2 separate regions of the Homo sapiens genome follow, and region 2 is linked to region 1. The links are chromatin loops, found by intact Hi-C in ENCODE. Cell type or tissue: mammary epithelial cell. All regions are shown on one strand. Links, peaks and the distances in the headings refer to the core of each region. The heading gives the core; the rest is flanking DNA.

The links. Hi-C counts contacts between places; a loop is a spot of excess contacts. Peaks named below come from ENCODE experiments on the same cell type or tissue, not always from the same donor. Only the 100,000 strongest peaks of a DNase experiment are listed, where the experiment ranks them.
Region 2: it touches region 1 in a loop (3-fold over the local background); 8 of 110 quality-filtered maps call a loop at or near these places.

What each region holds. Positions count from the first base shown.
Region 1 is chr3:30,778,203-30,781,124 of GRCh38, forward strand. GADL1 (glutamate decarboxylase like 1) reads right to left here. Exons shown (of 15, transcript NM_207359.3): 14 at 1-66. Among named protein-coding and RNA genes, the nearest start is that of GADL1, 110 kb to the right of the region's middle. In mammary epithelial cell, for the core only: a CTCF peak has its summit at 1,672 (motif pointing right); no DNase peak of the experiment used is centred there.
Region 2 is chr3:30,932,983-30,935,904 of GRCh38, forward strand. No RefSeq gene overlaps it. Among named protein-coding and RNA genes, the nearest start is that of GADL1, 40 kb to the left of the region's middle. In mammary epithelial cell, for the core only: a CTCF peak has its summit at 1,354; no DNase peak of the experiment used is centred there.

The DNA.
Region 1 (2,922 bases), core at 134-2,633:
GGGTCCTTCTTCCATCTCTCTGAGGCTCGGTGGAATGTACCAAAAGCAAATATTGGCATATTCAGGCTGAGAATTAGAAAAAATATAAAGTTGTTATCTTAAGATTTATCTTAGAATGCAATGAAATACTTTTAAAACTCTTAGCTAGTTTCTTCAAGAGTTATCATGTGTATAAAATTTTAACATCAGAATCTTATAGAGTAACAATCCCTTCTGCCTTCTTGATAACATCCTATTTAAAAATTTTCTACTCCATAGCGTGCACCTAGCAGGTTCTCTTTCATCTTAAATGTGCAAAGATCAGGAAAAAACAGTAAAGTTTGAAGCTGACTCAACCCAGCTCTGATCGTCAGTTAGTGCCTGCTTACATACATGCTCAGAGATGCCCTGGATCCTCTCTCTCCAACACTGATCCTTAAGTTATTTGCTATACCATCATAGGCTTCCAATAATTCTTCTTAAGGCAGCCAAAGTTGGCCCCTACACCTGGCAAATGCAAAAGCTTTGATTACCTGTGAGATGATAACAGCGTGACCTGCTTGGGCTTCACTAACCAGCACTACTATGACCCTAGCCAATACTGCTTTTGAAAAAAGAACATCACCTTGACTCCCGGCTCTCGAATATCAGTAAAAGTGCGAATTAGCTAGGGGACCTATTCAAAATGTAGATTCTCATAGGAACTCAGGTTCCTATGTTCAAAATGTCCAATGTCTAAGTCCATCCTAGAAAAGGCTAAAGAATTGGCATTTTATGAAGCATGTCAAGTGATTCTGAAGCGGGCAGTTTATGTTCTATCAGAAACTCTCATCTACACTAAGTAATCATAACCCAGTTATCTTCCCTGCCAGTCTGTTTTTCTATCAGACATGACTTGCTTAAACATGGGACTGTATTGTAACAGGCTTTAGCCCAGCCTTTGTCACGCAGACAAGGCTTTGTCCTCACTGGACAAAAACATAGGAAATGCGATGACTACTCAATGACTAGGAGATCTGGGACATTATGTTGGGGGTTCACAAATTAGACATATAGAATTGTATTCAGGAAAGATTGTGTCATATGCATCTTCCTCATTTGATGCTTCACACTGACAATATTTGAACTGATTTTCATTTTCTGCCATAAACAGTTTGTAATAACCAATGTTGCAACAGTTCTCAATAACTGTCAGAATTATGCTCCAGTATATAAAGTTTCAAAGCATTTCATCAAGAGGAAAGACCCATCATCTCATATCTTAATAAAAAGTAGTTTAAAATGAAACACTGTAATTCAACTCAATTTTCACAAACATCTATTGAGACTACAGTCATTCTTACAAATCTACACAATTTATACCTGGATCTCTGAAGTATTGAAAGTAATGGCAAAAACCACAATGACTTTTGCAGCAACCTAATATAATAGATTTATCTAGGATAGACTGTACTGAACTCCCAAATTCTTTGAGCATTTAATGTGAACACATTTTTCAAATGAAGTAACTATACCTGACTAGAAAGTAGAAGAAAAATATAGTAATTATCTGTCACTAGATTGTGTTATGTCAGTTATCAATTTATTGCCTCTCAGCCAGAAATCTACCCTTTTTGAGTGTCCTAAAATAATGTAGGTGGACTCTGCAGATATTTCTCCCATGACATGTGGTCCAATCTTAGACTTTGTCAGCAGAGGGTGCTGGAGAGACACTGGAGAAGGAAGGAATGCTTTCCTGGTGTGGTGTGCTCACTTTCATGGGTCTCCTACAGAATCTGTGGTTCATTTCAGCAGTACTGGTGACCAGAAACATAAGTACACCCCCACCCATCTACCCCAGTAGCTTCCCCCAGTACACCCCTTTCAGGTGGCATCACGTGGCATCACAGCAGACAGGCAGCAAGTGGAGAGCCCATAAATGGCTTTTCCTGGCATACTCCCCTCAGGTGGTTTCAAAGGAGAGAGATGCCAGCTAGGCACCTTGCCTTGGATGACTTCTCTGGCACTCCTTCTAGGTAGCTTGCAGTGATTTCCAAGTTGTGGCATGGCCCCTGTAGATGGCTTCCCTCAGCTCAGCACTCCAGACTAGATTTCTAGTGAGTACCACCAATGTAACATCTCAGTAAACTTTTCTGCTATCCCATGAGCCAAGGTCATACTCTCTCTGAAGAGGTCTAGACCTCAGTCCTGGGAAGGGATGGACTCTCCCTTGGGCGCTCTATCTCAGTGCCAGGTGTGGTGGCTGCTCTCTATATCAGCTACTCCTGTTCATTTTTAGGTTTTTCATTCTCTATGAGGCAATCCTCCATTACTCCAATCCCTTGCTAATAATTATTGATATTACACTTTCCCACTTTACCATGCAGTTCTTGTCTTCTGAGTGGACTCTAATATGTCACCAAATTTGTTATTCCCTTTCATTTGCATAGGAACATTACAAAACAGTTTACGATGTTTTATCTATTATGGGTTCTATATTTTACAAGTTAGGACTTAGATCTGATTCCTTTTGCCCAAACAGAAACTTACTAAAAAATGCAAAAGGTCTATCACTAAGCACTTTTAGAATGGAATGGCTTCAGTGCTACAACATTTGAAAGCTTATAAAGCCCTTCTGACACTTCACTTCATTGGAAGAAATTTGATGTTTCATTTGGAATATCTTTGCTTTGGTCATTTCCAAAATTAAGAGTTGAAAAAGTCTTTGAATTTTTGCAAAAATATATTTGACTTTTTCCTGTCTCTGCCTCTGTAGCTTGTATTTTACATAATTCTTAAAGAGACTTCAAAGCACTAATGAGTATTTTCAGAGTAAATCATTTGTATACCCCTTAATTTTAATTGCCTACATATGTGAAAGTCTGACTTCTTGGGTGTCCTGAGAACACATTTAGTCTATGTTCTAAAATCCACAAAATTAGGAAGGTATTTACAGGAGTCCAA
Region 2 (2,922 bases), core at 269-2,768, 150 kb after region 1:
GCATGAACACCCATGTACACACACCTCTGTGCACTGCTGCTTTTATTACCATGGGATAGATTCCAGAAGTGAGATTTCTAGTTTGAAGGATACATATATTTCTTTATTTTTTTCTTTTCTTTTTTTTTTTTTTTTTTTTTTTTTTTTTTTTTTTTTTTGAGATGGAGTCTTGCTCTGTTACCCAGGCTGGAGTGCTGTGGCACAATCTCAGCTCACTGCAACCTCTGCCTCCTGGGTTCAAGCGATTCTCCTGCCTCAGACTCCTGAGTAGCTGGGATTACAAGCGCACACCACCATGCCCAGCTAATTGTTTGTGTTTTTAGTAGAGACGGGGTTTCACCATGATGGCCAAGCTTGTTTTGAACTCCTGACCTCAAGTGATCTGCCCACCTTGGCCTCCCAAAGTGCTAGGATTACAGGTGTGAGCCACTGCGCCTGACCAGGATACACATATTTCTAGTTTCACTAGGTGTTGCCAACTTGGCTTCCAAAGTGGCTGTAACACTCCACACTCCCATGAGGCTGGAATTTTATCCCTCTTTTAAAGCTCAAGAAGCTGAAAAGCAGAGAAGATAATGTGTTCATGCTTATTAGCAGTGGAGGTGAGGTACAAACTACACCTGCCTTGCTTGCAAACCAGTGCTTTTACCACCCCAGTACTCAGCCTCCCAAAGTGACAGGCATCTGTCCTGCAGCAGCCAGGTGTGTGCATGTCAGGGTGAAGAACTGCTTTTCCCCTGATCCTTTTGTCCACTAGGCTGGCTGTACCCTCTCTGTGGCCTGCTGAGCCACAGGTGCTGGGTTTGTACTGTTTACAACATAAAATTGCCCCCTCATGAAGTATAATGATGCACAATTTGTAAGAATAAGGATCCTCCAGGAGCAAAAGTGGGTACTAGAGCTTGATGCCACTAAATGTTATCTGAGAGGTCATAAGAGATAGCTAGTGCAGTGAGAAATTGGGGCCTCTTCTACCTGATTAAACACATTATCCAAATAATGCATATGAAAGTAGAAGGGGAATGAGAAGCAGGTGCTGTGGTCGGTTTTCTTATCGCTCTCCCTTTTAGTTATCGTTTTTTTTGTAAATAACAAACGTGCCATTCAACTAAGTCTTGCTTACTTAGCACATTTTTGAGAGAGGGAAAGAGATTGAAAGTAGCATTAATTTTAAGAATAAACAAGCTGATGCATCTTTCTGTAGCTGTTGTTGGAGTTCGTTTTGAGAATACAATTATGCCTCTAGACATGTACACTGGAAAAGGTTAGCTATAATAATTCAAACAGCATTGCCGTAAAAACATCCTTTCCAAATACGTTGGAGAAAAAGCAAACAAGTTTCTTTTGTGACCACAGGGGGAAGCATCAGCATGGCGTTTGAACAGTTTCACAGCTTACAGGAGAGGTGTTCCTCCTATTTGTGAGTTATGGCAGGAGCAACATGAATAATAACATTTTATTTTCTCCTTGGAAAAATAGAGGGCAGGTCGACATGGGAATGGCAAAACTGTAAAATTCAACAGGTCTAATTCACACTTGATCATGAGCACACGAGTAATGGGACGGGACTTTTGGGGTCTTTAGCAGAGAGGAAACTTGTAGGAAAAATAAGAAGCAAGAAAAACCAGAGTGATCCAGTTCTGTACGATGTGGCAATATTGTATAATTCTTCTAATCTTAAACCTTCTCTTAAACAATTCTTTAAATAACTGAGCTTTTCTTGTTTTCCTTTAATAGCTGTTAAAGTCACTTGAAATGAATGCTCTAGTTTAAACTAAAAAATACCCAGGAAGTGACCATTTAAAAACCAAAAACAAATCTAACCGTATATTTTTAGTCTATATAGCCTTCTTCAATTAGTTTCATATTTTGTCCATTTTATGCCACGACTTGTAGCTTTCTACATGGCTAATGATGCTAATAATAAATTTTGTATAGCATCTTCAACTTTTTCTAAAAGCAGGGTTTTATTTTTTATTTATATTTTTCAGAGACAAGATCTCACTTTGTCACCCAGGCTGGAGTGCAGTGGTCTGATCTTACTCACTGCACCTCTAACTCCTGGGTTCAAGGGATCCTCCTGCCTCAGCCTACAAAGTAGTGAGGACTACAACCATCTGCCACCACACCCAGCTAATCAGAGCGGTCTGTTCACAAATTTCCAGTGAGGCTGGAAACTGGGTATAATTATCTTCAGTTTACAAGTGTGCAGATCAATTAAGTCACCTACTCAAAGTCACATAACTGGGAATAGACTCAGAAAGAACCTAAACCTTCAGATGCCTAGCCCAGGCACTTTCCATTATGTTACACTTCATACAAACAGCGACATAGATTAATAATTAGTGTTTACTAACTTTTGCCTGAAATAACCAAGCTCTGGAATGACTAGACACCAGTTAGCAGTGGCTAAATGAAATGCTGTTTGAGAAGGATTATAAAGCTATATTATAAAGCCATCAGAGCCGTGATGGATGGGATGATAATATCCGTCATGTGTGAGGAGGGGGTTATGCTAACATACAAGCCACGTATTTCCGAATCCTGAAAATTCCAAGATCCTTATTCCGCATTTTGACCGTCATTTTCATTTGCTGTCAACCCAATGTCATGGTCACTTCCTGGACCATTTTTCAGACTAAACCATGTCTAAACTCTCCTTTTTTTCCTACCTCTGTCTACAATCTCTTCTTCTTCCATCTTCCTCAGTACTTGCTCTCACACCTTTGTTATTTAACTTAAGAAACACTCCCCAAAATTCCTCCACCACTTTCTTTTTATTATTATTACTATTTGTTGTTGTTGTTGTTGTTATTTCAATAGTTTTTGGGGAACAGGTGGTGTTTGGTTACATGAATAAGTTCTTTAGGGGTGATTTCTGAGATTTCCGTGCACCCATCACCCAAGCAGTGTACACTGCAC